4 separate regions of the Homo sapiens genome follow, and all the other regions are linked to region 2. Evidence: chromatin loops called from intact Hi-C (ENCODE). Cell type or tissue: heart right ventricle. All regions are shown on one strand. Region 1 has its middle 100 kb from the start of GZMB. Region 2 overlaps STXBP6 (syntaxin binding protein 6). Region 3 overlaps LINC02286 (long intergenic non-protein coding RNA 2286). Region 4 overlaps LINC02286 (long intergenic non-protein coding RNA 2286).

Region 1 (8,000 bases), 71 kb after region 2:
TGCTTTGGCTATATCCAGAATATACAAGGAACTCAAACATCTCAATAGAAAATGAACAATCCAATTTAAAAATGAGCAAATTATCTGAACAGACATTTCCCCAAAGAAGACATACAAAAGGCCACCAAATATATGAAAAACTGCTCAGCATTACTAATCCTCAGGGAAATGTAAATCAAAACCCCAATGAGGTATCATCTAACCTCAGTTAGGATGACTATTATCACAAAGACAAAGAATAGCTAATGCTAGAGAGGATGTGGATAAAGTGGAACTCATGTACTATTGGTGGAAATATAAACTAGTACAGCCATTATAAAGTATAGTATGGAGGGTCCTACAAATAGAACTGTTATATGATCCAGCAATCCTACTACTGGGCATTTATCCAAAGGAAAGTGATACGGTTTGGCTGCGTCCCCACCGAAATCTCATCTTGAATTCCCAGCATTGTGGGAGGGACCAGGTGGGAGGTAATTGAATCATGGAGGCATCTTTTTCGTGTTGTTCTCGTGATAGTGAATAAGTCTCACGAGATCTGATGGTTTTAAAAATGGGAGTTTCCCTGCACAAGCTCTTCTCTCGTTCCACCGCCATCTAAGAAATGCCTTCCACCTTTTGCCATGATTGTGAGGCCTCCCCAGCCACGTGGAATTGTGAGTCCAATAAACTTCTTTCTTTTGTAAATTGCCCACTCTTAGGTATGTCTTTATCAGCAGCGTGAAAAGGGACTAATATAGTAAACTGGTACCAATAGAGTGGGGCATTGCTGAAAAGATACCCAAAAATGTGGAAGCGACTTTGGAACTGGGTACCAGGCAGAGGTTGGAACAATTTGGAGGGCTCAGAAGAAGATAGGAAAATGTGGGAAAGTTTGGAACTTCCTAGAGACTTGTTGAATGGCTTTGACAAAAATGCTGATAGTTATATAAACAATAAGGTCCAGGCTGAGGTGGTCCAGGATGAGGAACTTGTTGGGAACTGGAGCAAAGGTGACTCTTGTTATGTTTTAGCAAAGAGACTGGTGGCATCTTGCCCCTGCCCTAGAGATTTGTGGAACTTTGAACTTGAGAAAGATGATTTAGGGTATCTTGCAGAAGAAACTTCTAAGCGGCAAACCATTCAAGAGGTGGCTTGGGTGCTGTTAAACACACTCAGTTATAAGCAGAGCATAAAAGTTCAGAAAATTCACATCCTGGCAATATGATAGAAAAGAAAATCCCATTTTCTGAGGAGAAATTCAATCTGGCTGCAGAAATTTGCATAAGTAATGAAGAGCCGAATGTTAATCTCCAAGACAATGGGGAAAACATCTCCCAGGCAGGTCAGAGTTCTTCATGGCAGCCCCTCCCATCGCATGCCTGGAGACCTAGGAGGAAAAAGTGGGTTCATAGGCTGGGCCCCAGGTCCCCATGCTGTGTGCAGCCTAGGGACTTGGTGCCCTGCATCCCACCTTTTCCAGCCATGGCTGAAAGGGGCCAATATAGAGCCCAGGCCATAGCTTCAGAGGATTCAAGCCCCAAGCCTTGGCAGCTTCCAGGTGGTGTTGAGCTTACAAGTGCACAGAAGTCAAGAACTGGGGTTTGGGAACCTCTCCCTAGATTTCAGATGTATGCAAACGCCTGGATGCCCAGGCAGAAGATTACTGCTAGGGCAGGGATCTCATAAAGAACCTCTGCTAGGGCTGTGCAGAAGGGAAATGTGGGGTTAGAGCCCTCACACAGAGTCCCTACTGGGGCATCGCCTAGTTGAGCTGTGAGAAGAGGGTCACTATCCTCCAGACCCCAGAATGGTAGATCCACAGACAGCTTGCACTGTGTGCCTGGAAAAGCCACAGACACTCAATGCCAGCCCATGAAAGAAACCAGGAGGGAGGCTGTACCCTGCAGAGGCACAGGGATAGAGCTTCCCAAGACCATGGGAACCCACCTCTTGCATGAGCATGACCTGGCTGTGAGACATGGAGTCAAAGGAGATCGTTTTGGAGCTTTAAGATTTGACTGCCCAGCTGGGTTTTGGACTTGCACGGTGCCTGTAGCCCCTTTGTTTTGGCCAATTTCTCCCATTTGGAGTAGCTGTATTTACCCAATGGCTTTATTTACCCAATACCTGTACCCCCATTGTATCTAGGAAGTAACTAACTTGCTTTTGATTTTACAGGTTCATAGAAGGAAGGGACTTGCCTTGTCTTGGATGAGACTTTGGACTATGAATTTTTGATGTAATGCTGAAATGAGTTGAGACTTTGGGGGACTGTTGGGAAGGCATGATTGGTTTTGAAATGTGAGGACATGAGATTTGGGAGGGGCCATGGGTGGAATGATATGGTTTGGCTGTGTCCTCACGCAAATCTCATCTTGAATTCCCATGTGTTGTTGGAGGGACCTGGTGAGAGGTAATTAAATCATGGGGGCAAGTCTTTTATGTGCTGTATAATGTGAATGGGTCTTACAAGAGCTGATGGTTTTAAAAACAAAAGTTTCCCTGCACAAGCTCTTCCCTCTTGCCACCACCACGTAAGAAATGCCTTTCACCTTCCACCATGATTGTGAGGCCTCCCCAGTCATGTAGAACTGTGAGTCCAATAAACTTCTTTCTTTTATAAGTTGCCCAGCCTTGGATATGTCTTTTTCAGCAGAGTGAAAATGGACTAATTAAAAAAGGAAATCTGTATATTTGAAGAGACATCTGTATCCTCATGTTTATTGCAGCTCTATTGACAATAGCCAAGATATAAAGTCAGTTTAGATGTCCAACAACAGATGAATGCCTTTTTAAATGTAGTCTGTATACACAATGGGATATGATTCAGCCATAAAAAAAGAAAGAAATCCTTTCATTTGAGGCAACATGGATGGAACTGGAGGGCATTATGTTAAGTGAAATAAGCCAGAAACAGAAATTTAAACACTACATGTTCTCATTCTTATGTGGAAGCTAAAAAAAGTAGATCTTATAGAAACAAAAAGTTAAACAGAGGATAGTGGAGCCTGGGAAGGATGGGGTAAGGGAGCGACAGGGAGAGATGTGTTAAAGGATATAAAATTACATATAAAGTTACAGCTAGATAGATAGAATAAGTTCCAGTATTCTCTACCACTGTAGCATAACTATACTTAATAATAATATATAGTCTTAAATAGCTAGAGGAATGTTCCCAACACAGAGAAATAATAGGTATTTGAGATGATAGATATGCTATTTGCCCCAATCTGATCACTATACACTATGTGTCTCAAAACATCCCTACATACCACATGAATATGTACAATCATTATATGTCAATTAAAGAATAAAATAAAAACATGTTCAAATAAATAAAATTAATTTGGAAGCCTAGTATCCAGGTTGAGCAAGTAAGTTGAAAACAGTAGGACCATTGAAGATGTGAAGAAGTGATGAATACAAGAATCCTTATAATTAAGTAGGTTATGTGCCTTAAAGAAACTCTGTGTGACTCTGTAGAATAGTAATCACTGAAATGTGTAGTTACCAAAAGCAGTGAAACAAGATGACACATGTTCAGTTTCTCTAGAAACAAACAATTAGTTGTGTGGAAGAAATGAAATAATAGAGTCCAGACTGTCCTGACTGTTTGTTCCTGGGGCAGAGGTTTTCTTCAGGATAGCACGGCAGGGTGCATCTTCCTAATACCTGCTGGGTGAGAAAAAAGTGGAGATTTGTAACCCCCATCAAAGAGAACCTCACCTTCCTACTTATTAGTGCCAGAAATAATTCCTCCAGGGTCATCCTTGGAGGAACAATGGAAAGAGGAGGAGGAATCAAGCCCAGCAATGCCAAGACGTCACTGTTTCAACACACTCACACCTGCCTCTTTTGATGAAATGACACTTCAGGGGGTCAGAGGTGGGCTTATTCTTTCAGCTATGTCCTGAATGAACGCACAGTAGGGAGGCCCTAGTTCTAAACAATTGTGAGCAATTATTGACTGTAATAAAAACAAAACTGCCATCAAAAAAAACTGTTCCTCGTTGCATGCTACCCCTCCTATTCCTTAGAAGTTATTACATGAAATGGACTTGCCAGCCCAGTATGTTGTCACTCTTGCATCTTCACATGACTCTGCCTCGTTGTAATCATCACCACCTTTTTTTTTCTTGAGTCCTTGAAGCAAGAATGGATCAAGGGAATAATTTAATTCTAGCGCCCTCTGCTGGTCCTGTAGAAGGGCAAGATGTCTGAAACTACATCAGTACTTGCCACATTGTTCACTACCGAAAAGCCGTTTTATTATTTTATTAACTCCAGAGACGTCACATTTTGAAATTTTTCTTTCAGAAAAACTCTGTCTATTACGTATTTATTAGTCTACCAGTTTGCATCTATTAAAGTCATAGAAAACTGCCAATCAGAACTTGTGACCAACATGCAGTAACCAAGCTTACTACACAAAGGTTATGTATTTCTAGTTCAACATAAAAATTCATACTTTACCTAGCCTGTAAAATATTGTTGGTAAGTGTGCAATTTCTGTGACTTTTTAACATATTGCACATAACTTAAGGACCTGGTTCCTACACAGAGATCCAGGGACCCCAGGTTTTGAACCATAGAGTCAGAATGTCTATCTCAGTACCTAAACAACAGGCATGTTTCTGACATATTCTTACTTTACTAGTAAGCACTTCTGGATGATCGCTAAATGTTTCTTGTTACTTGCATATAATTCTTCAAATTACTTTGGTGTGTTAACTGGTCATATCGTGGCCTAGGTTTTCAGGTAACAGGTTAGCAACAGCGATGAACAGCAGAGTGGGGGTGGAGATGGTATCTAGGAGGTGGCATACATAGGTACATGATTAGCGATATCTGAAATCCAATTCTCAGTTGCCTTCTTGCCCCATTGCCCTCCAACTGCATTACAGGATGGTCTCACAAACAGAAAGTTGATGTATTCACAGGAGAAAAGAGAGGGAGATGGCACAACATGGTAGACTCAGCAGAGTATGTGAATGGGGCCCGGGGGGAGAAAGGCAGGGGAGTGAGACAGTCAAGAAATAGGGGAGGGATAGCATTAGGAGATATACCTAATGTTAAATGACGAGTTAATGGGTGCAGCACACCAACATGGCACATGTAATATATATGTAACAAACCTGCATGTTGTGTACATGTACCCTAAAACTTAAAGTATAATAAAAACAAAGAAATAGCCAAGGAGGCCTCTGAGGCCAGAGACTCATTGTTCTCACCATGGCGACTGACACAATACCTGAACTCATACTAGGCTCTCAAACATTTGGAAAATTTCTGCAGGTATCATGCTTACTTCTCCTAGAAAAGCTCTTAGCTAGGTACAAAGCTTTACCACTGACACTAATAATCAAGACTGCTAAGATGATAATCAAAAGTAGCTTGTTCAGTGGTAGAATTGAGCTTGCTATGTGGCTGTATTTTGTACAGAAATGGCTGTATGTTTTCGAAAAAGATGAATGTGTCTCAGAGTGATTTTCAATGTGTGATTTTTTTCTTTTAAAGTAAAATTTCATTGCAATATAACATGCAAATGGAAAGGTACACAAAGTGAACACAACTACCTAACCAGAACTCAGATCAAGAAACAGATCATTCCAGCACCCAGAAGACCTCGTTGTGTCTCCTTCCTGTCATTCGCCACAGCCCCATCCCTGCTATCCTAACTTCTATGCCGTAGATGAATTTTGCCTATTTTTATAATATACACACATACACATACATGAATATATACTCTTCTGTGTCAAGTTTCTTTTGCTCAACATTATTTTGTGAGGGAAATTCATGTTGTTAGTTGCAATTTATTCTCATTGCTATATTAATAAATGTACCACAATTTTTAATCGATTCTTATGATGAGTTGACTCCAGTTACTATTCTAGCTACTGTTCTGAATTGTGCTGGTATGAGCATCTATACACATTTGTTTTGCATGCATATATACCCTTTTTTGTTAGGTATTTGCCAAGTGGTGTAATTGCTGGATCACAGGACATAGTATGTGCATACAATCAGCTTGCACAGGTGCTGCCAAAAGGTTTTGCAATGTGATTGTGCTGATTTTGTATTAGTTTTTGTGCAAAGCTAGATGCCAGAGATGTTTAGAGAGGATAAAGAACAGGGAGTGAGAATATTGTCCCTAGGCCTATGATTTGGAGCCTAAGGGGATTTGATGGAAAAGAAGACAAAATAATCCTCAAAGGGATAGGCCCCGCCAATCATCAACTAATCACTGGAGTGGATCTGAAAGTCTACTTCCTAAGGGTGAGAAAGGAAGGCAGAATCATAATGCAAAAGGCAAAGGAGAAGGAGAAGATAAGGAAGAGGATCAAAATGGATGCTACCCCCAAATGTGAAGGCAATGCTAAAAATTTACCATCATTAAAAAGTGGCATTGTAGTGTCTCAAAACCCTGACCCCAACAGGGAAAATTAGAACCAGACTGCAGCAAAATATGAGGCCTGTAGTATACATTTGTATTGGTCTCAAAGTTTCATAAACTTGTTTGGGGCTTTGTGGGCACTCAGAGTTATTAACCAGGACAGCTCCTCTTTGTAATTTTGGAGTAATGCTTTTTACCACTGCTAGTATTCACAGGAAAACAATAAAAGCTTATTTTTGAGCTTCTCCATAAGATTTTTTTCTTTATTTCTTCTAAAAAAGAAAAAACAGGATACATGTGCAGAACATGTAGGTTTGTTACATAGGTATACATGTGCCATGGTGATCTGCTGCACCTATTTACCCATCCTCTAAGTTCCCTCCCCTCACTCCCCACCCTCCAATAGGCCCTGGTATGTGTTGTTCCACTCTCTGTGTCCATGTGTTCTCACTGTTCAACTCCCACTTATAAGTGAGAACATGTGGTGTTCAGTTTTCTGTTTCTGTGTTAGTTTGCTGAAGATGATGGCTTCCAGCTTTATCCATCCATGTTCCTGCAAAGGACCTGATTTCATTCTTTTTTATGGCTGCATAGTATTCCCTGGTGTATATGTACCACATTTTCTTTATCCAGTCTATCACTGATGGGCATTTGGGCTGGTTCCATGTTTTTGCTATTGTAAATAGTGCTGCAGTAAACATATGTGTGCATTGTCTTTATAGTAGAATGATTCATATTCCTTTGGGTATATACCTAGTAATGGGATTGCTGGGTCAAATGGCATTTCTGGTTCTAGATCCTTGAAGAATCGCCACACTGTCTTCCACAATGATTGAACTAATTTACATTCCCAACAGTGTAATAGCATTCCTATTTCTCCACAGCCACACCAGCATCTATTGTTTCCTGACTTTTTAATAACCATTCTGAGTGGTGTGAGATAGTATCTCATTGTGGTGTTGATTTTCATTTCTCTGATGATCAGTGACGTTGAGCTTTTTTTCATATGTTTGTTGGCCATGTAAATATCTTGTCTTGAGAAGTGTCTGTTCATATCCTTTGCCCACTTTTTGATGAGTTGCTTGTTTTTTTCTTGTAAATATGTTTAAGTTCTTTGTAAACTCTGGATATTAGACCTTTGTCAGATGGGTAGATTACAAAACTTTTCTCCCATTCTGTAGGTTGCCTGTTCACTCCGGTGATAGCTTCTTTTGCTGTTCAGAAGCTCTTTGGTTTAATTAGGTCCCATTTGTCAATTTTGTCTTTTGTTGCAATTGCTTTTGGTGTTTTTGTCATGAAGTCTTTGCCCATGCCTATGTCCTGAATGGTACTGCCTAGGTTTTCTTCTAGGATTTTTATGGTTTTGGGTTTTACATTAAATCTTTAATCCATCTTGAGTCCAATTTTTGTATAAGGTGTAAGGAAGGAGTCCAGTTTCAGTTATCAATATAGCTAGCCAGTTTTCTTAGAACCATTTACTGAGTAGGAGATCCTTTTCCCGTTGCTTGTTTCTGTCAGGTTTGTTAAAGATCAGATGGTTGTAGGTATGTGGTGTTATTTCTGAGGCCTCTTTTCTGCTCCATTGGTCTATATGTCTGTTTTGGTACTAGTACCATGCTGTTTG
Region 2 (8,000 bases):
TTGATAAATATAAGTATTCCATGTCTTGCCCTCTTTCCTCACTCTCTGCTTATCCTTTTAGACCTAAGTTTCATTGGAAATAGCCTGAATTAGAAGAAAGCCCATCCGAATCTTTATTAGCCCCCTCTAATGATTAGTTTCCAGGCTGCGTTCATACCTTTGACCTCTCAGTGTCAAAGTCCTACCTAGGCCTCCCCACAACAGAGAGGGCCGTAACAGCAATCCCTGCCCCTCCTTTACCTCCCAGCCTCTTGCAGAGGAGCCCAGTGATAACACATGTGAAGTTCTTTGCTGTCCTCTTGTAGAAGGTGCTGCAGTGCAAAGTATTAATACGGTCTTAGACAAAATAACTGTCATGATTTGGGACCAGTTTGGTTGAGCTTGTCAGAAGACATTTCATTTGTTTCATTTCTGCACTTCTCTATGAATTTTGGGATACTATATTTCTGTGAAGGACTTATTGTATAGACAACTCAAAAAGGAAAGAAACTTTCCAGTATTACCACTTCTTCCTGGAATATAGCTGTAGTATTTCTCACTAGTATTATTAGATACCTGTGTACAGAAAGTATGCAGTTATTCAGGTTAATGTTTCATATTAAAGAATGTATTTGTAAAATGTAACATGATCAGTAGTTACCTTTTTTCAAGCTCTGAAGAAGTTCAGATTACGTGTTAGACTTAAGTTACAGTGAAAACTGTTTTAATACTACTTTTGTGGCTAGCAAAGGTTGTGCATCTATTTAAAATTATTTACAGGATGCTCTAAATAAGGGGCATTAAAGATAGGTTTAGCTCTTAATTTTAGAAATTGTGACACTACTGATGTCTGTCATACAGTTATTCTTCAGAAGTTCTCTGAGATGTCAAATATAATTTTTGTTTAATTCAGAGATAAGTAACACCTGCTCTATTGATTCACTATTACAACAAACCCTAATTTTGTCATTAAATATTTTAACTCTGTGATGAAATTTGTTTCTTGCAGTTATTTATGAACTCTATAAAACACTACCAAATAAGTACATGTCACCACATTTTTTATGCTAATAGGAAAATCTTATGTGCCTAAGGGGAAACCTCAGAACTAGTATTAGCATGATGATAAAATGTCATTACATATGTTCTAATGGAAAAGCTTGGAATGTAATAAAGACTAAAGAGCTAACCTTAATTTAGACAATGGGCATCTATTCAGCAAGTTTTTTTTTTCCTTCTCCTGGGTGAAGCAATTAAGCTGATTAATAATTACCTTTCTGCTGATATCAGTGATGTACTCCATTTGAGTTCATTTTATTGCATGTGCCCTCATTCAGCAGACTAGTTTCTTGCCCTGTTAAATGGGAAAGAAGACCTGCTTGTATTGTGTCAATTTATTTTTATGGAAAAGCAAATGCAACATATTGCACCGCCCCATTTGTTTTCAAGGGAAGTGATTTGGGTGACTACTGCAGCAGAACAGCTGTCTCTGGGTTGGCATGGATGCTCGGTAAAGCAAGGGGGACTTGGAGATATTTCCTGGGAGGAGGGCAGGTGGAAAGGAGAGACCTGCAGTCTTCACTTGTCAGAGGAGAACGAGCAGAGATATGTTTGGGTAGATGAGGACCCAGCCTTAAGTGAATTATGCATTTAAAGGCACTTGCTCTTGTGAACTAAATTATAAGCTGATTGCCCTGCAGAGATTATCCTTTTTTAATGTAATTTTTATTAGCGATTATACCACAACCAACTCTCAAATTTTATGGGAGGATTAATATAAAAAAGCAGTGGTGCCTTTCTCCTGCATCAATGAGAACATGCTTAGGAAAAACGATTGACTTATCATAATCATCTGCCTAAACAAGCAGATTGGGGCAGATGTGGGGGAACAGAAGGGGAGGCATGGTGGAAAACACCCGAAATAAATTTCAAGATGCAAATGTCTGAGTATTGTTTTCTGTTGCCACCCATTCTGTGTGCCTTTCATAGGCTAACTTGTGTGGTAGCCGGATGTACGTATGCATGTTCACATAAGCACGCTCGGCAGGCATGGAGAAGAGAGCTGTGCGCTGCTCCTGCATAGCCCCCTGAGTCACTTTATGCCAACTTCCTGCCTATCTTGGCATGGGTGGGCAGGGGACAGTACTTCCTAGTGCCAGTGAAATTGTGGCAGTGCCACAGGTGGACCATTATCAGAGCATGAAGATAAGCAAAGATGTAAGAGACATGGAAAAAGGACACATCCCACCCACAAGGCAAGTCTCATGTTCTCTAAATGTGAATGCGCTAACTAACAGTCCTCTTTAACAAGATGGTGCAAAGGACGGGTTTTCTTGTGGTTTGCTTTCTTAAAATCTAGAAAATACATCTAAAATGGTTTTGTGTAACCAAGCCAAGCTGATGCTAAATTTGCCTTCATTTATACCTTCGCCCCAACCTTTTGAACAGTCTTCTTTCTCCTGTCCATGTCCTTCTCCTTGCTTCCTGGCCCTTCTTAAATCCTGCTTTAGCTCTCCCTAAGGCATTACCCATAAATAAAGTGTTGGTTTACAGTGGCTTCTTAGAGCAGTTCCTCCACCCTGGCTGCCTGCCACAACCAATTGGGGAGTTTTTAGAAATATACATTTACTCCCAAACTTGCCATTTTGATGTCCTTGGTCATGTTGTGTTTTCTAAAGAAAAAAAAAAAATTCCAGCAGGTCTGGGATGACCGGGCACCTGGCTTCCCCAGATATTTACTAGATTTTAAACCAGCAAATTAAAGCTGTCGAGGGCCAGGCTCATGCACGTAATCCCAGCACTTTGAGAGGCTGAGGTGGACAGAACACTTGAGTCCAAGAGTTCGAGACCAGCTTGGGCAACATGGTGAAACCCCATCTCTACAAAAAATAGCCAAGCCTGGTGGTGCACACCTGTAGTCCCAGCTACTGAGGAGGCTGAGGTGGGAGGATCACTTGAGCCTGGGATGTTGAGGCTGCAGTGAGCCGTGATTGTGCCACTACACTCCAGCCTGGGTGACAGAGCAAGATCTTGTCTCAAAAAAAAAAGCTGTCAAGAAAATTAAATATAATGTGCATTTAAGCTCTATTACTACTATAGTGTAACCTGCCTTAACCCCCATTTTATTTTCTCCCTTGAGCCTCATCTGGAACCTTCCTTGAGCCTCATCTGGAACCTTCCTTGAGCCTCATCTGGAATTCTCCCTTGAGCCTCATCTGGAATTCTCCCTTGAGCCTCATCTGGAATCCTCATCAGGATTTCCAGAGTTGTACTTTCACTTCCCATCTCTCTCCCTCCCCTAAAGTTTTCTGCTACATTTTCTTCTTTCTGCTCATAAGTCATGACCCTGGGCATAACAGTGTCTGCTCCCGTGGTCCATCTCACTGGCCACTGATGGACATAGTTCGATGAGGCAAAGCTGCCTTGCCTCCTTCAGCACACAGGGACTAATGGACAGACCTACGTGATGCTGAGTTGTTTGCCGATGTGTATTATTATTGCTCTCACATTTTGTCTGTTAGACGTTTTAAATGCTACTGATTTTCTCAGAAAAAGTGAAGATATTTTTGTACATTATTTTCCTGTCTTTTGCATACTCAGCCAACCCAAGGATGCCTGTTTCTATGGCTCCCGGCCTCATCACACATCCAGACTTATATGTGTCAAGAGCTGGACAGGAATTTCTAGCCCTGCAAGTCCCAGGTGTCACTTGTCAACCTTAGATATGGAGCCTTTGTCCCACAACATTGTATCACAATTGCTTTGCCACTTTGTCAGATGACATGGAAAGAAGAAAAATGAGCCCTTGGGTTCTCTGAGCTTAACCCTGCGATTTAAAACATGGCTTGGATGATCCATAGTATCTGAAGAAAATCCCTTAATTGTAACACTGCATCCTTAGTGATTGAAGCCTCAAGCGTTCTGTTAGCTTTCCTTAAAACAATTCCTTTGTTTTACTGCCCCAGGAAGGTAAATCCGGTTTCTACTATTAAACATGTCATTTTATTCATAGTACAGTGGCTTCTTTCAGGGGATGTTTTGTGTTTTTAGACCTGGAGATACAGTGACTAATACTGGCAAACACATTTACATTGGTCCGAAACTTTCCAATACTGAAGGAGCCTTGGCATTTGAACAGAAGGAAAATAAGAATGTATGAATTGTGCCCTACCTGGCACCTCCTGGAGTGGAAAAATAAAACACAGCTCCTTTTAACAGGCATGGACGAGGACAGGGAGCCCCCTTGCGGTGATTTCCTGGAGGCAGCATTGCATTGTATTTAGGATGAAGACCTAGGTTCACCTGCCCTGCTGTGAAATCCAGCTCCAATTTTACCACGTGTGAGGCCTTGAGAACGTTACTGACTCTCTCTGTGCCTGTTTTCTTTCAAATGGGGGTGATCATTGTAAGGACTGATGAAATAATGAATGTAAAACCTTTAGCCCCGTGCCTGCCACATAAGGGCTCCATGTATGTCAGCTTGGCAGTGGGCTACTTCCCTGTAACGGACCCAGAACAAAGCAGTAAACTTTACAGGCCTGGATGCCTGCCGCACTGTGCTGCTGGCTGGTAGAACAGACAAACCCTCCTTAAATTCACGTAAGCACAGGGCACACGGGGCAGACATTATTGTACCGAGATGCACTCATTTTTATGGCCCAGGGATGAAGACCCCTTGACATTCCATAGATACCAGCTCTGGGATAAAGGAGAGACTCCTGGACTACAGGCGCCCAGTGTTGGGCACTTTCTGGAAAAAATTCCAAAAAGGCTAAATTCGCAAAAGAGAGAAGTGAGACAAATTGGCCTCCATGTCTGTCATCAACTATGGGGATGGAAATGAATGGTTTTATGATCTGGGAGATGATGTGACATGTCCTTTGGACAATAATTCATACTCCCCTTGAAAAACAATGTTTAAGGTTGTTATACAGATATATTGGTGTGATTCCAAAGATGCTGGGAAGGCCTTTCTCAAAAATAAGCCACTCCCAAATGACTTAAGTTGACAGTAATTTAAAGAGAACCATTTACTCCACAAACTGAACCTGGGTCTAGAATGAAAATAGCTCTAAGAGAAAAAAGGAAGTAACTAACATCTCACTAATGTGTAAATTTGTAATAACGTACCTTTTCTGGAAGCATCTTGAGGCGTTCAGCTAAAAGGAAGGTCTCAGAAATACTATGTTGTCAGCATACCATGTTCTCCCATATTTGCCATGATGCTATTAATGACCAACATTATTATTAGGTCATTTGTAAAGGACAGTCCAAGCAAGGGGGATCATGCTACTTATAACAGTGGAGCTGCCCCAACCAAAATCTCAAACTCTACTCCTCTATATATTGCACTGTGCATTACGCTCCTGCCTGGCCTCAAGTGATCCTCCTGCTTCCCATCCCAAAGTGCTGGGATTATAGGCATGAGCCATTGCAGCCAGTTTGCAAATTTCTTTTTGTAAAAGTAAATTAGCTAGGATCCTTTCTAGCAGAGAGCCTCCTGGCTTTGTCACTAGCTTTGTGTTCTTAAGCAAATGATACAGTTTAATCTGTATTTGGATCTTTGTGTTGCACAGGAAAATCGTCCCCACCCTGCCTGCCTCAGAGGCCTGGTGAGTGAAGTGGGTTGTGGAATGTGAAAGAGCTCTGGGAAGTCCAAAGTGCTGAGGAGGTGTGTATTACTCACTAAAACCTGCATCTTTCACTGGTCCCACTCAACATTTAGAGGATTCCCTTATCTACCACCACCCCTTCCCCTACAAGCTCATCCCTGAAGTACTAGATGGTATCATAACTTCCTTCTCCCCCTCAAAGGAAAAAACCTCATGACACTTGGACTCTATTTGCCAGCATGGGAAGTAGAACAAAGGCAATAGTAGAAGACAGTTCCAACCTGCTCGGGGAAAGAGACAGCTGGACTGGAGACCACCCCGGGGAGGGGGAGATTCAGAGCATTCCAGGGGTTGAGGGAGAGTGTGGTGCCAGACTGTCAGCCTGTACACAGTCCACCCCAGGGCCACTGACAACTCTTCAGAGTCTGACATACTGTTGGAGAAACTGATCTCTACCCACTTGGGAACAGTTATCAAAAACAACAAAATTTTAGAAAGCAGCCAGGGAGAGTGGACATCCTCTCCCCCAGCATGGGGACTGAAGTGAGGCACACTCAGGTCCTTACATCTGGTCACCTAATGTAAGAGTCACATAGAGGGGCCACAGCAATGGCCAAAGTTTTGGGAATTCACTGGGTAAAAGTGGAAGTAATGGTGACTCAGTTATCCCAGGGAGACAGGATACGCATGGAAAGATGCGATCCAAGGCCATCCTTTCAGGTAAAACTCGGCTCACCTCAACACCACTCCCTGAGAGCAGCACTGTCATCCTGACTAGGGAAGACCCAGCTGCCAGCTCTCTGCTGCCCTGTGGGGTTGCCCAGCCTGGCCTCACTTTCCCTGTGGAAACAGCAGAAGGAAGGACGGGAAGAAGGCGTAACTGTCTCCCCTCAGTCTAATGCTGAGCTGGTCTAAGCCGTCTACTTCATGTTTCTGCCCTCTGGCTCCCCCATGACCCTCCATGGTGGCTGAGCCACCCTCCCTACGTAAGGTTGCCCTTGTGCACCTACCACCCGCCCAATCTGCTGGATGTGGACACCACAGGTGGAAGGAGTGCGAACCAGTGGCCCCCCGCCCCAGCCAGGCTTCCTGCAGTTCCCTGTCCTGCTTCTCTCTTTGTTCAATTCCTCTCTGCTGAGGTGGGATGAGGGGAAGGAAGGCAGAAAGAGGCTGAGGTTTCCACATGAGGGGTAGATGGGAGCTCTAACGAACATTATCCTTACAAAGCATGAGCGGCAGGAAAGGGGAAGGAGGAGAAAGTGCTGAATCTACTTTGGAAGCCATTCAAACCCATCCAACAGTCTGTCAACAGATGACGGCTTCTAGCGCTTCCCACAGACCTTAATTCCATAAGCAAACCCACAAGAGACGTTGGCCTAAATTTTCATTCATTGATTGATTGATTTATTTATTTATTTATTTATTTATTTATTTGAGACAGAGTCTTACTCTTTTACCCAGGCTGGAGTGCAACGGCGCAATCTCAGCTCACTGCAACCTCTGCTTCCCGGGTTCAAGCGATTATCCTGCCTCAGTCTCCCTAGTAGCTGGGATTACAGGCACCCGCTGCCACGCCCAGCTTATTTTTGTATTTTTAGTAGAGACAGGGTTTCATCATGATGGCCAGGCTGGTCTCAAACTCCTGGCCTCAAGTGATCTGCCCTCCTTGGCCTCCTAAAGTGCTGGGATTACAGGCATGATCCACAGCGCCCAGCTCGCCTAATTTTTTATCGTGGGGTTTTCTTTAGAAAAAAAAAAGCCTTAAATTATAGTTCTCAGGTTTGCTTAGGCCTAGAGAGAGATATCCATGCCCCTCACACGCCCCTGAGTTCAATCAGGACCGTAAACAAACACCATCCCATTACCCACTAGGCCTTACCTGGCCTGGCCATCTTTCAGTTCTCCAAACATGCGAGACTTTCACACCTGAAAACCTTCACACAGCTGTGACTGTGTGAGGAAGACTCTTTCCCTGACTCTTCACACGGCTGATCATTTCTGGACTATCACGTCTCCACTTAAATGTCTCCTCAGAAAGGCTTCCCCTGACCACCACATCTAAAGTAGACCTCATGGCTTTCCCTTCTCATGACCTGCCCTTCTTTCTTTCCACAGAACCTAAGGAAATGTGTGTTTGTACATTTGTCTACTTCTTTATTGTCTTGCCCGTGATACATTCAGCTCTGAGAGGCCAGGAACCATGTCCATTTTGTTCACCAGGCTGCTAAGGTTTATCAGGCACATAATAGATTCTTTCTAAATGAAAAAACCTGCCCTATGCTAAAGCCCCCATGCAGAAGGGGCACAAATGGGAGTTACAGAAAAAAAAAAAAAAAAAACCCAAGTAACTAAACATATGAAACGATATTCAGCCTCACTCATAGAGAAATGCAAATTTTGTAAAAGGTA
Region 3 (8,000 bases), 330 kb before region 2:
CACCCACAGCCACCCCTTCCCCCAAGTGCTCTGTCCCCAGGGAGATGGGAGTTTTATCTATAAGCCCCTGACTGGGGCTGCTGCCTTTCTTTCAGAGATGTCCTGCCCAGAGAGGTGGAATCTAGAGTGGCAGTCTGGCTACAGCGGCTTTGTGGTGCTGTGGTGTGCTCCGCCCTGTCCAAATTTCCAGGCGGCTTTGTTTAAACTGTGAGGGGAATACTGCCTACTCAAACCTCAGCAATGGCGGGGGCCCCTCCCCCCACCAAGCTCCAGCATCCCAGGTCAACTCTAGACTGCTGTGCTGGCAGCAAGAATTTCAAGCCAGTGGATCTTAGCTTGCTGGACTCTGTGTGGGTGTGATCCACTGAGCAAGACCACTTGGCTCCCTGGCTTCAGTTCCCTTTCCAGGGGAGTGAATGGTTCTGTCTTGCTGGCATTCCACGCATCACTGGGATATGAAAAAAAACTCCTGCAGCTAGATTAGTGTCTGCCCAAAAGGCAGCCCAGTTTGTGCTTGAAACCCAGGTCCCTGGTGGCACAGGCACCCGAGGAAACCTACTGGTGTGTGGGTTACGAAGACTGTGGGAAAAGCATAGTATCTGGGCCAGAATGCACTGTTCCTCATGGCACAGTCCCTCATGGCTTTCCTTGGCTAGGGGAAGGAGTTCCCTGACCCCTTGCACTTCCCGGGTGAGGCAACACCCCACCCTGCTTCTGCTTGCCCTTCGTGGGCTGCACCCAGTGTCAATCTAGTCCCAGTGAGATGAACCTGGTACCTCAGTTGGAAATGCAGAAATCACCCTCCTTCTTCATCAGTCTCACTGGGAGCTGCAGACCGGAGCTGTTCCTATTTGGCCATCTTGCCTGGGAATCCCTGATTCAACCCAGTGTTTTTAACTAAAAGCAAAAATGTAGTCATTTCTCTGCCCCGATAAGGTACTGCACCATATGTTTTCATAGTGTTCTGTAAATATCAAGAACATGACATGTCCTTTGCCTTTAGGTATAAGGGAAATACCAACATAGTTTCCAGTCTGTAACTTTCTGCTGGGAGGGCTAAAGGAAAGAGTCATACCATAAATCTAAAGGTCTCTTCACTGAAGTTTCCATAGCGCCTCTCTAACTTGTCCATGCCATAGGGTCCTCCCCTCCTCTGAACTCATTCAGTGGTCATAGGCTCCTCATATTAGGTATCTTTTGTAATATATGTCTTGCCTTCACAAGACCCTGGAGGCATTATCTCTTACCTTTATCTGTGCTTCCCATGAAGTTGGTACAGTGCTTGCTCCCTATAAGCACTCAGCTAATGCCGATTCATACAGCATAAAAGTTTCTAAAACTTGGTAGGGGATAGAGTCTTTTTTTTTTAAAAAAAAAAAAAAGGGGGGGGGATCCAGAATAACAAGATGTTCTAGACTTTAGAACAGTTCATATGGCTATTAGGTCATCCTCCGAGATTCACATTCTTGTGAATGTGGTACAATCTTGAATGTTTTTAAGGAATCCTCTGGCTCTGGGTTTGTCTAGGCAATAGAAAATGAAGACTCTAACCCCAAGGAGGGCAAAGCTCCTGGGAAGTAACGTGAACACCTCATCTCACCACCTCTGCCTTGGGAGTCAACACAAATTTATCTTTAAGAAAAAGCAGACATCCTAAAGAACTCCAGGGCCAATGGAGGACCCTGGCCTTCCTCGGAAGCTGACACAGAAGGCTAAACCTTGCTCACTCTCAATCTAATTTCCCTAAGCTCATTTTTAACCGGTCAGGTCACCACAACCCAAATAGCCAGCATTCCCACAAGAATAGGTCCAGGTCAGGATAGCTGTATTTATTGTATTAATAGTATGATACCCACAATAAAGGAAATGAGAAGCCCATCCTCCCATCATGAACTCAGCCCTGCACTGACCAAACCCAACGGAGCAGTCAAGGAGCCACAATTTAAGACAATGACATATTAAACTGAGGCAAGAGGTGAGAGACTAAAACTGCATTTTGAGGAATCATTAAAAGAAGCTGAGGGTGTTTGACCAAGAAAAGAGAAGGCCTGGTAGCTGCATTGTAGAATTTGAAGGAAGAAAGTATATGAAAGATGTTGACCATTCCAAAGCCAGACAGATGGCAGAATTAGAAGCAGTGAGTGAAACATATACAGGGCAGATGTCTTAGTCTAGGTTCCTTAGAAAACAGACTCTAAGGCAAAGCTTAGGCATTACTGCTTTCTCTGGGGGCAAAAGGTAAAAAAAAAAAAAAAAGACATGCATGGCAAGGAAGGAGGGAGAGCAAGAAAAAAATAGTATGTTATCAGGCTGTACACAGCTTCCCAAGAAACACCGCTGGTCACACGTCTCTGCAGAAGCAGGGCAGGCACTGCACTATGCAGCAGTCAGCAGGAAGAAGAGGAGCTAGTCATTTATTTCCCGGATACTTCCTGACTCTTCACTCTCCACATGGCACAAATATCCCTACACTTCTTTTTGTTTTGTTTTGTTTTGAGACAGAGTCTCACTCTGTCACCCAGGCTGGAGTGCAGTGGTATGATCTCAGCTCACTGCAACCTCCGCCTCCTGGGCTCAAGGGATTCTCCTGTCTCAGCCTCCCCAGTAGCTGGGACTCCAGGTATGTGCCACCATGCCCAGCTAATTTTTGAATTTTTAGTAAAGATAGGGTTTCACCATGCTGGCCAGGCTGGTCTCAAACTCCCTATCTCAAGCGATCCGCCCTCCTCAGCCTCCCAAAGTGAAATACCCCTAAACTTCTTAGTAACCTTCTCCTACCCCTTCAAGGGGCACTGAGAGAACCAGAGCCTCAGTGGTGCAGCAGGATCTGATCTGGCCCAAGCCCTGGAGTTGCCACAGCTCCTACCACAGAAAATGTGACCAAGGCTGTGCCAAAGCCCAGCCGTCACACCCAGGAAAGTCAGAAACTACTGAGTGTAAGGAGATGAGGTGGCCACAATGGCAGTGGCGGCCAAAGCTTTATAACTGCAGGAATGGCCAGAAGCTGGGCTAACAGCCGAGGCTGTGGGGATGGGTTCATAGACCACACCAGAACATTAGGTTTTAGTAAGATGTCAGTTTGAAACCATTTAACATTTGAAACCATCTAACGATAGAATTAGCCAGTGCTTTTCAAACATTACGTATATATGAGTACCCAGTACCCAGGAATCCTGTCAAGGGAAGATTCAGATTCAGCAAGTCTGGGATAGGGACTCAGATCGAGCATTTCCTACTAACTCTCCAGGGATGCCCCGTTGCTACCCCCAGGCTACACTCTGAATATTAGGTGAATGTTCTGCTTCACAAAGTGGTGAGTTTTACATCCCTAGGTGTGTTTTAGCAGATCCTGAATTGATTGATCTTCTGTCACAAAAAGTCAGGTATTTTGCAGAAAAGGTCTCCTGCCTGGGAATAAAAGGTTGAACTAAATGACCACTGTAGAACTTTCCAAATCTAAGATTTTTATTTATTTACCAAAACCTGATGAGCACTAAACCAATAATGAATGATACATTAGTTTAAAAAGAAGAAATGCCTAGCTTTAATCTTATTCATTGCTCACTTTTCAATGACTCCTTATCAAATCCAAAGTACAATTAGCCAAGATCCTGATTGAAATTTAGAGCTTTACCTAATGACGACTGACCAGAAATGGATGTAATTCAGTCAGTAACTAATATGAGTGATGTTTTTCTCATCATCTCCCTTTCAAAATCCTTCCTCAACCACAAGAAACTCAAGGAGTAAATGCAGAGATGTTAAAAGGTATAGACAGGACATCTAGGATTATAGGATTATTAGAGACTGTCTCCTCCAGACTCTTATCAAGCCTGAGTTAAGTGTAACGTGAAAATTCAATCCTTTCACTTCATTCCCTGATGAATGAAAACCAAAAGAAAATCTCAATCCAGACGCTTAGGAATGTGAGTTTCTAGACAGCTGAGTTTTCTAGCAAGATAAAAGCTAACGCTTTAGAACTAGATATATTTTTCCTTTTTGTCTAATGATTTTATTCTAATTATCACTTAGAACTGCCGTACAAATTTGAATTCGCCACTTCTCTTCACTTTTCAATTAATTTATCAAGTTTTCATATTCCCTATTATCAAGAGGCACGGTATCGGCTTCTTTAAGCCTTCTCCATGTACACACTGGGCTTTGTCCCTGGATGCTGAAGCCCTCACACTCCAGGAAGAGAGAGCTGCTTAGTTTTCAAGGCTGGGCTGGGAGAACCCGCATATAATTCTACGGAGTTATAACTGTCACTGCTCCTCTCTGCCACACGGTGGCACTGTTGAAGACTGGCTCTACCCAGTCATGCGTGTCCGCTGCTGCAGAGCCTCTGCCCGCCTAGACCCAGGTAGAAATTTCCGTGGCTCCCAGAGGAAGGACGGCCCCATCTCCCAGGGCTGAGCTCAGCCACGTGGTTGCAGCTCTTCCTTCCTTGCACTCTCGTGCCGCATACGCCAGCTTCCCCAAATGCTGCCCACCCCCGAGGGATGCCGTTCAGGACTCTTCCAACATTCACCACTTCTCAGATCCAGAATCCTTTTCTCTCTTCCCTCCCTCAGAATGGGGTGTATAGTTGGATTTTAAACCTTCAAAACACAAAAGTTCTTATTACAGCCCTCTTTCCTGTACAACCTACACCAACCTCTCTCAGGAAAGCTATCCTCAGTGACTCCTAGGTGCCCTTACCCAGCCCCAGCCTCCTATTCACTTTCCTGACTTCTTAGACAAGATACACTGAACACAATTTAACTTTTTGTTAACAAAAAGCTTTAACAAAAAAGTCTCACAGCCATCATTATGAACATCATAGTTTGGTTTGGTTTGGCCGTGGGATTTTTTTTAAGGTAAGCATACACGTGTCTTTTGTATTAGAAAAATTATAGATTGGAGACATGATTTGACAATCCTATTGCAGAACTAATATTTTGGGGAGATCCTTGATTTCTAACCCATCTCTGGCTGGGAAGCACATGCTCTTTGCAGTTCACCATGTGGCCTCCCCACCTCCCTGCCTCACTGCCTCTCTACCCAGGACTCTCTGACATATGCCATCACTTCTTCAGTCTTACTCACTTCTTTTTTACATACATATCTTTATGCTTCAGCTAAATTTAACTATGACCATTTCTCCAAAAACAAGCTATAGTTTCCCATCTCTGTGCCTTTGCTCATGTTGTTCCTATTTTCCTAAATTGCCCCTTATTTTATCCCTGCCTTTTGAAAGCTTAACAACCCTTTGAGGTCCACCCACACACTAAATCCTCCTCCAGGTTTTTTATAATCCCTCCCGCTGAATGTGATCTCTTCCTCCTTTGTACTTCCACAGCAAATTATGCATTATCTCTTTTAAGATAATTTCATTCCTACATTGCCAACATTTGAGATGTTGACTTCAGTGAACATAGAATTTTAATTTTTTTTCTACAGCATTGAGAATAGCATCTTATACTTAGTAAGCATTTAGTAAATACATACTGGATGGAATTTCATTGCCAAACGCATACTTGAACCTTTAGTAAAATTCTTCTGCTAATCTAAGCTTGGTCCCTTTTAGCGTACTCTAATCGCATGAGGATTAAATTCAAAAGAGAAAATATAAAATAGGAAAAAAAGGAGGATACTGAAGTTTTGTATAGGTTGCAAAAGTCCCAAATGGTTCTGAGAGCTAGGAATTTCTACTTATACGTTCAGTGACCTCACGGCATAGAAGAAAATCATCCATGTTTGCAGCTGAGAAAGATAAATGGGGAATTGGGGGATGTAAAAATGGGGGTGTCATTTCATAGAGCTGATCACTCTCTCTTCTCTTGGTTCCCATGATGACACTCTTGCTTTGCTTTCCTGACATCCAACTGATCCCAGTTCCCTCTCCTCAATCTCTTGATGCTGGAGTACCCCAGAACTTAGTTCCACCTCTTCTATTGTTCTCCATCTACCCCTTCTTCCTAAGAGGTTAACTTTGCCACATGAGCAACTTACAATCCACTAGAAAATGACTGATAAGGAGCACTGATCTTAACCATCATAATATATTTCCAGCTTCTGACATTGGCACAGAGACTTGCAGGCTGTGAGTGACAGGTGGCAGTGAGTGTATAAAATCAGAACTTTAGTTCACCTAGGTGTTTCTTTGGGCATGTGATGATTTGTAAGACTTGTGAATAAAATCAAGTGCATGTTTGAGAACCAGCCGTACCCAGTGATGTGTATCTCCTGCTTCAAAGAGCTTTTGCTGGTCTAGACCCAGGTAAAGATTTCTTTTACCTGGAAAGAAAAGGATAAGTAGAAATGATCCTGAACCAATGTTTTTCCTTCTGCTTTTCTTGATGGTAATCAGAGAACTCCACAGACATTAGACCTCATAAGGCAAGTCACTGTGTGTTTACACATGCCAAATGTTTTGTTCTTTGGAGCCTTTTTAAGAATGGAAGAAAATAAAAAATGCAAGAGCCTTTTATGATCATTTATTGTACCGCTGCTAATTTGAAGCCTGCCACTCATAACATGGGGAATGATGATTACTATACATATAGTACTATATACATAGAAATATATAGTAATATAGATATCATCATATACATTTATATATAGTATATATTATATACAATAATATATAGTATTTAATATATACGATAATATATCGTACATAATATATACGATAATATATCGTATATATTGTTTATACATAATATACTATATATTCCTATTTTCCTAAATTGCCCCTTATTTTATCCCTGCCTTTTGAAAGCTTAACCATCCTTTGAGATATATATTATATAATGTTATATATTATAGCATATTATATATTTTATTATATTATATAGCATACATAATATAGTATATATAAAACAATATATACTATATATAGACATGTCTATATATAGTATATATAGTAATATATGTTACTATGTCTATATATAGTATATATTGTTTTACATATAACATATATAGTAATATATATTACTAGATATTAAAATATATATAAAAATATTACTGTATATTTCTATATATAGTAATCTTATTATATATTACTATATATAGAATAAGATTACTATATATAGAATATATTCTATATATTTCATATATATAGAATATATTACTATATATTTCATATATATAGAATATATTACTATATATTTCTATATATATAGTAATCATCATTCCCCTTGTTATGAGTGGCAGGCTTCAAATTAGCAGTGGCACAATAAATAATCATAAAAAGTTCTTGCATTTTTTATTTTCCTTCCATTCTTAAAAAGGCTCCGAAGAACAAAACATTTGGGATGTGTAAGCACAGAGTGACTTGCCTTATGAGGTCTAATGTCTGTGGAGTTTTCTGACTTTATATATATGTGTGTGTGTGTGTATATATATATATGACTATATATATATGAATATATATATATGACTATATATATATAGTACTATATAGAGTAATCATCATTTAATAATCATTCCACAATGAGAGAAAAAGAGAGAGAGAGAGAGTCTTGCTCTGTTGGCCAGGCTGGATTGCAGTGGCACAATCACAGCCAACACGGTCTTACCTGTACCTCCTGGACTCAAGCAATTCTCCAATCTCAGTTTCTCAAGTAACTGGAACTACAGGTGGTGCCACCACACTTGGCTAATTTTTAAAAATTTTTTGTAGAGATAGGGTCTCCCTATATTGTCCAGGCTGGTCTCTAACTCCAGAACTCAAGCAATTCTCCCACCTTGGCCTCCCAAAGTGCTCGGATTACAGGCATGAGCCATGGCACCCAGCCTTATATATTCTTCTACCATGGAAGTTAGTAGCTTTGTCTCTGGTAAAAAGTCTTTACCCTAGGATACATAAATGCTGGTGTGTGTATGTGTGTGTCTATTTGTGAGTATGTAAGTCTGTGTGTATGTGTAAGTGTATATTTGTGCATGTGTGTATATGTATTAATATGTGTATATGAGTGTGTGTGATGTGTGTGAAATTCTCTCCTTACCCAGTTCCA
Region 4 (8,000 bases), 340 kb before region 2:
GACCCTGGAAACAGAATAGGAAATGATGACAACATGCCAACTCGAAAATAATGTAAGTTATTCTACAAATAAAACCTAGTCAACATGAACAAATGACTCAGCTGTTTCTCCCAACAATAGCTGTAGAAAAAAATTTTTAAATGTTGAAAATATAAATATTTGGGTAATTACCCACTGCCATTACTCCACACAGTGTCTGGATTTTCAGCTTTACCTTCTCGTCAGATGAAAGATTCTTGAACTGGTATGTGAGTTCCGCATCTTCTTTTTAGAACTATTTAGACAATGCTCAACTTACAAAGAAATTGCCACTACTCCTGTGTGAAAAAAGGGCACACAGGAGAAGTAGTGGCAATTTCTTTATAAGTTTAGAGGAACTCTGCTAGTTGAGAGGAACTGCTCAAGTTTCTCTCAACTAGCAGACTTTCCTGGACTGCCTGAATCCCTGTCTGCCGTAAGAAGAGAATTTCAAAATGAACTGGTGCTCTTGGAGAGTTCCTGGGTTCAGAAGCGAGGAAAGGGAAGAAGTTTCAAGACCTATGTGTATCAATTACTAATTTTTTTTGCAATTAAATCAAAAACTCTGGTAACAAAAAACATTTGTTTCCTTAGCAAGAAATTCAACAGGAGGACTGAGAGAAAGGCCCCAATTTAGCAACCGGGAACCCAGAATCAAATAGGTTCAGCGGACTACAGTAGAATGGTCAGGGTAGAGACCATGTTGCAATGGGTTGTCTAAGAATAAGCAGTATTTTTTTAAAGTGCAGAGATAAATTTTATACTCTAGACCTTAAAAAACTTAAAAGACACACAAATGGCCAACAAGTATATGAAAAAAATGTTCAACATCACTAATCAACAGAGAAATGCAAATCAAAACCACAACGAGGTATGATCTCAGCCCCTATTATCAAAAAATAAAAACTAATGAATGCTGGCAAGGATGCAGAGAAACGGAAAACTTACATGTGTTTAGTAGGACTTATACTAGCAAAGCTACTACAAAAGACAGTACGTGGTTCCTCAGAAAACTACAAATAGGGCTACCACATAATCCAGCAATCCCACTACTGGGGCATTTATCCAAAGGAAAGAATATCAGTGTAACAAAGAGACCTCTTCACTCTCATTTTTATTACAGAACTATTCACAATAGACAAGATAGGGAATCAACCTAGGATCTAACAACAGATGGCTGGATAAAGAAGATGTGGTATATACACACAATGGAATACTATCAGCCATTAGAAAAAGAGGTTGAATTGGACTTACAGTTCCACATGGCTGGGGAGGCCTCAGAATCACCGCAGGAGGCAAAAGGCACTTCTTACATGGCGGCGCGGCAAGAGAGAATAAGGAGGAAGCAAAAGTGGAAACCCCTGATAAACCTATCAGATTTCATGAGACTTATTCACCATCACAAGAACAGCACAGGAAAGACCAGCCCCCATGATTCAGTACCTCACCCTGGGTCCCTCCCAAAACACGTGAGAATTCCGGGTGATACAATTAAAATTGAGATTTGAATGGGAACATGGCCAAACCATATCATGTATATATATGACATTTGATGGATGGAACTGGAGGACATTATGTTAAGTGAAATAAGCCAGGAACAAAAAGTTAAACACCACATGTTCTCATTCATATGTGGAAGCTAAAAAAAGTTAACATCATAGAGGTAAAAAGTAGAACAGAGGATACTAGAGGCTAAGAAGTGTAGGGGAAAAGGGATGGGAGGTAGGGAGAGATTTGTTAAAGGATACGAAATTATACCTAGATAGGAGGACTAAGTTCTAAAATTCTATAGCACTGTAGGTAACTATAGTTAATAACAATATAAAGGTTCAAATAGCTACAAGGAGGATATTGAATGCTCCTAACACAAAGAAATGATAAATATTTGAAATGATGGATATGCTAATTACTCCAATCTTATCATTACACATTGTTTGTATTGTCATATCACTACGTACCCCATAAATATGTATGATTATCTACCCATTTAAAAATTTTTTTAATTTAAAAAATAGAAGAAAAAACCTTAGCTTTGGAATTTGGCAGAGTTAAAAAACCTTAGCTTTAGAATTTAGAGTTGCAGAGACAAGAAAAATTTCCCAAAAGGTATCTATAGATATTAAAAAACATTACAGAAGATTAAAAAGGGAAAGGGTAGGTTTTATGGTAAAATAATTTAGGGATATACAGAGTAAGCAAAGGTAAGCAGATGTCTTTTCATTACTGCAGAACTTCTCAGCACCTTTAACAAGCTACTGTGAGTTCTAAATATTCAAAAGGAAGTTAACAGTATATGAATGACTCAAATTTATTTGACGAAATGATTATTTTTTCCACTGAGTACCTCCTAAAATAGTGTTTAGAAGACAGCCTATGGAAAACATGGCTTAAAGGATAGAGGATACCATTTTATAACCAGGTAGAAACAAGAAGTAAAAAAGGAGAGATTAAAGAAGCATTAAGGGATACCTGATGGGAGAAGGGCTCAGAAAGTATAAGAAGGGATGTGGCAAAAGTGAACAGGTGGAGGCTAGAAGGGTGCTTCTTCCTCAGCTGTCTGAGAGGCATAAAGAGAGAGGGAGAGAAAAAAGTGTCAGCACATCTACACAGAGCAAAGGGAGTGGAGGAAATTCACAGGGGAAGACTTCATTCTTTTCACAAAAGAAAAGGTTAGATGTGCATAAAGGACAAAGGGCAGGGTTGACTAAGGGAAAGAGAAATATAAAGCCATCAGGGCCTGGGAAGGGGCACCAGGAACAAGGAATAAGTGAAGAAAGGGAGATGGGACAATATCAATTTCAAAAATATGCTTTTATTAACTGTCAAGATTGTAATTATGCATAAGCTTTGACCTAAAATTTCATTTTAATGGCATTTACTCCATATATATATATATACACACACATATACTTGTATAAGTCTGTAGTTACAAGCCCTAGGATGTTTATTAAAACACTGGTTATATAGCAGAAAATTTTTAAAAACATCTACATGTAAATTACTTAAGGATAGTTAATAAATTAGCCCACATTCTTGTATCAGAACAGTAGATAGGCAGACAATAAGAATATACTGACTTGAAAAGATGTCCAAGATATTTTATTAAGTGAAGAAATCAATTTATAGAACAATATGTATAACATGAACCCATGTGAAATAAGACAGTGCGTGTGTGTGTGTGTGTGTGTGTGTGTGCGCGTGCGCACATGCATGCACACAAAAAAATGTCTGGTGGTTGCATGTCTAAGTACATAGTTCTAGGCTATGGTTTTGGCGGAACTCAGGCTGGAAAAAAAGGAGGAATTTTTACCTTTTACTTCATATCCTTCTGTTTGGACATTTTTACAGTAAGCACATACTGCATTTATAGTTGTTACAGTTTGTTCCTTTCTGGATCTGCACTCTTGAGACCCTCCTCCTTCTCCCCTGCAGCACGACTTTGCCTCCCAGCTCCCAAGAATCAAGGGCAGGCTGTACTCTCCTGATGTGACTCAGGCCCTCCTAGACCTCAGGGCCTCATGAAAGACAGAGTTTGCTTAGATTTACTGATAATTTCACTTTGTGACTTCACTTTGTGGCCAGTCCTTTCTGGCTCTCTGATCTTCAGACCACAAAAATGTCATCCAGCTCTAAGTTTGATCCCAATTCTACGCAGACTAGAAAGGGCATGCTGGGACAATGACAAAACATTAATTTTGGGGGCAAACAAGCTTTGTTTCCAATAAATAACATAGAATGAATTCCTGGAACATAAGTGTGTTATGTTCACCATAAATGTGTTACATAAGTGCAGCCTGATCACATAATACTAAAAAATCAGTAAAAATACCGATTTGAAATTATTTTTATAGAAACATGATTTTACCTGAACTTCCCTATTATTTTTTCTATGGACTCAAAATTCTTCTCTTATTTTTATTTTATTTATTTTCAAGGAGAAATTCATTGTCCGATATTCACTTTTCAGAAAATTCAGTCAAAATTTGCTTACAAGCCGTGCAGATGTTTCTTATAACCACTAGGGGTCAGACTACTACGTTAGTAGAAGTCAAACCCAACTTGAAACGTGGTATTAATTGGTTGAGGATCAGGCTGACATTCTCCTGCATAAGAACAGAAGACTGACCATTTAAATTAAACATTTTATAAAGGAGATAATGAGAAAGAATGCATTTGACAAGAGAGACTCAGAAAGTTGAAACTATCATATATATAATAAATATAACATAGTAAAGAAATTTCATCCTTAATAAAAATTTCAATTATTCACTTGCTCATTCTCATTGGCAAGATATTACTCCAGTCTAAGTGGGCTCAGATCAGAGGATTAATCATTGAACTGGGCAAATGTTAAGAGAGCAGAAACAACTAAAATCATGAAACTGTCAACAAAAAAGAAGAAATCCTCATTTATAAAGGATAAACCACATGACTAGCAGAGGATTGAGATGAATGGCAGAAACATTTTTCCAATGGATTTCAGCCATGGTAACAATAAATCTGAGTCATCTCACAGCAATGGGTGTATTCAGGAGTGTGGGCAGAGGGCAGCTCTGGACTGGGCCTCTGTTCCACTCCCAGCTCTGCCACAAATTGACCCTGTGGTCCTGAACACACTCCTTCTCTTCTCCTGATCTCAAAATGTCTTGAGTAAGATTACATGATTTATAAAGAATCTTCAGGCCTTAAAATTAAACAGATTTATCTAACAATATTGTTACATAAAAGGTAAGAAAGTGAGGGGAAAACTTGCCAAGATTTAAGTTTTAACAAAAATTTTACAAATGAGGGTATTCACTCTCAAGATACATTATTACAAATTGTGTTTTTTAAAAATGGAACAAACTGAGATCATAGACCATATTTACTGTCAGACAAAGTAATAAAAAGTCAAAATTTATTTACATTTTTAATGATAGTGTTTTGAAGTAAATACTCTAAGTGTATATGTAAACATATATGCGGGTTATTCCCTGGAATGATAAACAAATTAAAAAGTGGTTACCTGTTGGGGGCGGGGTAGAATTAAATGGATATGGATAGTGTGGCTATAAGAATATAAGGTTTGCTTCTTCATATATTGTTTTGATGTTTTTGTGATTGTATTATATGATGTATTACATTTTTTAAATTTTGAATATATCCATTGCCTATTCAAATTTTTTAAAAATTAATTTTAAACTTTATACATAGGACAAAAATGTGGGCCAATACAAAAATAAACACAACTGAATATGAAAATCCTCCATGATTTGAATGGGGGTTAGAAATGACACAGGGATATTCGTTACTAATATAAGTTGGCAATACAACAGTGATACTGTGTTTTAAATGGCCTGCATCAAAATACCTCAACCAAATTGGTCACATCTTAATGGTTGTATCTAAAGATTTTATTTGGTAGATTTTTCACCTGTGCCCCAAACCCTCACTGAGCTGCTTATACCTCATATGACACCAAATCAGGAGAAGGAAGAAGTTCCTCCCTCCCCCTTTTTTCTTTACATACACACATGCATGCACACACAGGCACACACTGGCTTGTGTGTCAATGAATATTAATATATGCAAATAAACAATGGAGATGGTTACAGGGAAATTGATTCTGCAAATTGCTAACCTAACTCACAGCCTTCTCAATATACAGGTCAAATGTAATTTCTATCAAAATTCCAGCAAGAGAATTTGTAGATGTAGACAAGATTATGGTAAAATGTATATGGAAAGGCAAAGGAACTAGAATAGCTACAACCATTTTGATAAAGAATAAAGCAAGAAGAATTACTCTACTTGATTTCAAATTATATAGCTACAGTAATCAAGGCTACATGGTGATAAAATAGACACATACATTGATGGAGCAGAATGGAGAACCCAAAATAGACCCATACAAATATGTGCAGTTACTTTTTCACAAAGGTGCAAAAACAATTCAATGGAGGAACGATAACTTTTCAACAATGGTGCTGAAACAATTGGACATCCGTAAGCCAAAAAGATGAACGTGGCCCTAAGCTTCAACATCAAATTAAAATTAACTCAAAAAGTATTAGCCTGAGCAACATGGTGAAACCTCATCTCTAAAGAAAAGTACAAAAGATTAGCCAGGCATTATGGCATGTGCCTGTGGTACCAGCTACTCAGGAGGCTGAGGTGGGAGGATGGCTTGAGTGTAGGAAGTCAAGGCTGCACCCCAGCCTGGATGACAGGGCAAGGCCCTGTCCCCCCCACCCAAAAAAAAAGGATTAAAGATTTAAGTGAAATTTTAAAACTATAAAACTTTTAGAAAAAAGTAATAAGAGAAACTCTTCAGAATCTAAGACTAAAGAATTTTTAGATTTGACACCAAAATCATGCCATAAAAGAAAAGATTGATAAATTGAATTTCATCAAAATTTCATACTTTTTACAAAAAATTAGCCGGGCATGGTGGTGGATGCCTATAGTCCCAACTACTCTGGAGGCTGAGGCAGGAGAATGGTGTGAACCCAGGAGGCAGAGCTTGCAGTGAGCCGAGGTCACGCCACTGCACTCCAACCTGGGCGACAGAGTGAGACTCCATCTCAAAAAAAAAAAAAAAAAAAAAAAATTCACACTTTTGCTCTGTAAAAGGTTCTGTTGAAAGGATGAAGAGACAAGCTTCAGATTAAGAGAAAATATTTGCAAAAATGTATCTGGCAAAGGACTAGTATCTATAATACATAAACTATTCTAAAAACTTAACAAGGAAAAACCCAATTAGAAAATGAGCAAAAGACATAAACAGACATACTAGTGAAGAGGATATACAGGTGGCAAATAAGTACATTATAAGACATTTCACATCATTAACTGGCAGGGAAATGTAAATTAAAACTACAATGAGATATCATTACACACCTATTAGAATGGCTAAAATAAAAAATTGTGACAACACCAAATACAGACAAAAATGTGTAGAAACTGGATCACTCATACATTGCTGGTGGGAATATAAAATGCTACAGACACTCTGGAGATTATTTTGGCAGCTTCCTATAAAACTAAATATGCAACTGTCATCCAACCCAAGAACAGAATGGAGAACCCAAAATAGACCAGCTTTTAGTTGCGGGGGGCGGGAAGGGGGTGGTAAAAAACTTCCATCCATAAAAAAACCTATACATGGATGTTTTTAGCTACTTTATTTGTAATAGCCTAAAACTGCGTACAGCCCTGATGTCCTTCCATGAGTGAACAGTTATACAAAATCTGGTATATCCATACATGCAATACTGCTCAGCAAGTAAAAGGAGTGAACTATTGATACACACAACAACTAGAATGAATGTCCGGAGAATTATGGTGAGCCCAAAAAGCCAATCCCAAAAGGTTAGGTACTGTATGAGCCCATTTATATAACATTCTTGAAATGACAAAATAATAGAAATGGAGAACAGGTTGGTGATTTCCCGAGGCTAAGAATGAGGTTGGGAATGGGTGAGAAAGAAGGAAGAATACTATAAAAGAATGCTACAAGAATCTTTGTGATGAAAATTCTCTTCATCTTGACTGTATCAATGTCAATATCTTAGTTGTAATACTGTACTAAAGTTCTGTAAGATATTAGCATTGGAGGAAAGTAAGTAAGGGTATATGGGATTTCTCTATATTATTTCTTAGAACTGTGGGTAAATCTACAGTCATCTCAAAATGATTGTTTGGTTTTATATATATATATATATACTTATATATATGTGTGTGTAATTTTAATTTTATACCTATATAAATATGTTTATTTTACATAAAATACTTCTAGAAGAATAATATAAACTATGACCTCGAGTTGTTACGGAAATGAGGATTATAGTAGCTATGCATATTTTTTCCTTGCTGGATGTGCATGTGTGTGTATGTACAAATTATTATCTACCAATTCCAAAGCTACTCTTCTCTCTGCCTTATGTTTCTGGAACTGAGACTTCACAAACCACACTTCTATTTTCCCAACTTAGGCTTTCCCT

The links. Hi-C counts contacts between places; a loop is a spot of excess contacts. Peaks named below come from ENCODE experiments on the same cell type or tissue, not always from the same donor. Only the 100,000 strongest peaks of a DNase experiment are listed, where the experiment ranks them.
Region 1: it touches region 2 in a loop (2.3-fold over the local background); 23 of 110 quality-filtered maps call a loop at or near these places.
Region 3: it touches region 2 in a loop (10-fold over the local background); 79 of 110 quality-filtered maps call a loop at or near these places.
Region 4: a loop joins it to region 2, with 13 times the contacts of the local background. A loop is called at or near these places in 43 of 110 quality-filtered maps.

The regions. Positions count from the first base shown.
Region 1 is chr14:24,731,269-24,739,268 of GRCh38, reverse strand. No RefSeq gene overlaps it. Among named protein-coding and RNA genes, the nearest start is that of GZMB, 100 kb to the right of the region's middle. In heart right ventricle, a CTCF peak has its summit at 4,177 (motif pointing left); a DNase peak (open chromatin) is centred at 4,170.
Region 2 is chr14:24,802,628-24,810,627 of GRCh38, reverse strand. It overlaps STXBP6 (syntaxin binding protein 6), which reads left to right. Exons shown (of 6, transcript NM_001394410.1): 6 at 1-1,174. Among named protein-coding and RNA genes, the nearest start is that of GZMB, 170 kb to the right of the region's middle. In heart right ventricle, CTCF peaks have their summits at 4,007 and 4,222 (motif pointing left); a DNase peak (open chromatin) is centred at 4,227; H3K27ac peaks cover 2,184 bases.
Region 3 is chr14:25,129,293-25,137,292 of GRCh38, reverse strand. All of the region lies in intron 3 of LINC02286 (long intergenic non-protein coding RNA 2286), which reads left to right. Among named protein-coding and RNA genes, the nearest start is that of LINC02286, 23 kb to the left of the region's middle. RefSeq lists silencers at 4,185-4,234, 4,136-4,430. In heart right ventricle, CTCF peaks have their summits at 4,075 and 4,284 (motif pointing right); a DNase peak (open chromatin) is centred at 4,322; H3K4me3 peaks cover 653 bases; H3K27me3 peaks cover 1,532 bases.
Region 4 is chr14:25,147,159-25,155,158 of GRCh38, reverse strand. The region is part of intron 2 of LINC02286 (long intergenic non-protein coding RNA 2286); the gene reads left to right. Among named protein-coding and RNA genes, the nearest start is that of LINC02286, 5.1 kb to the left of the region's middle. In heart right ventricle, a CTCF peak has its summit at 4,032 (motif pointing right); no DNase peak of the experiment used is centred here.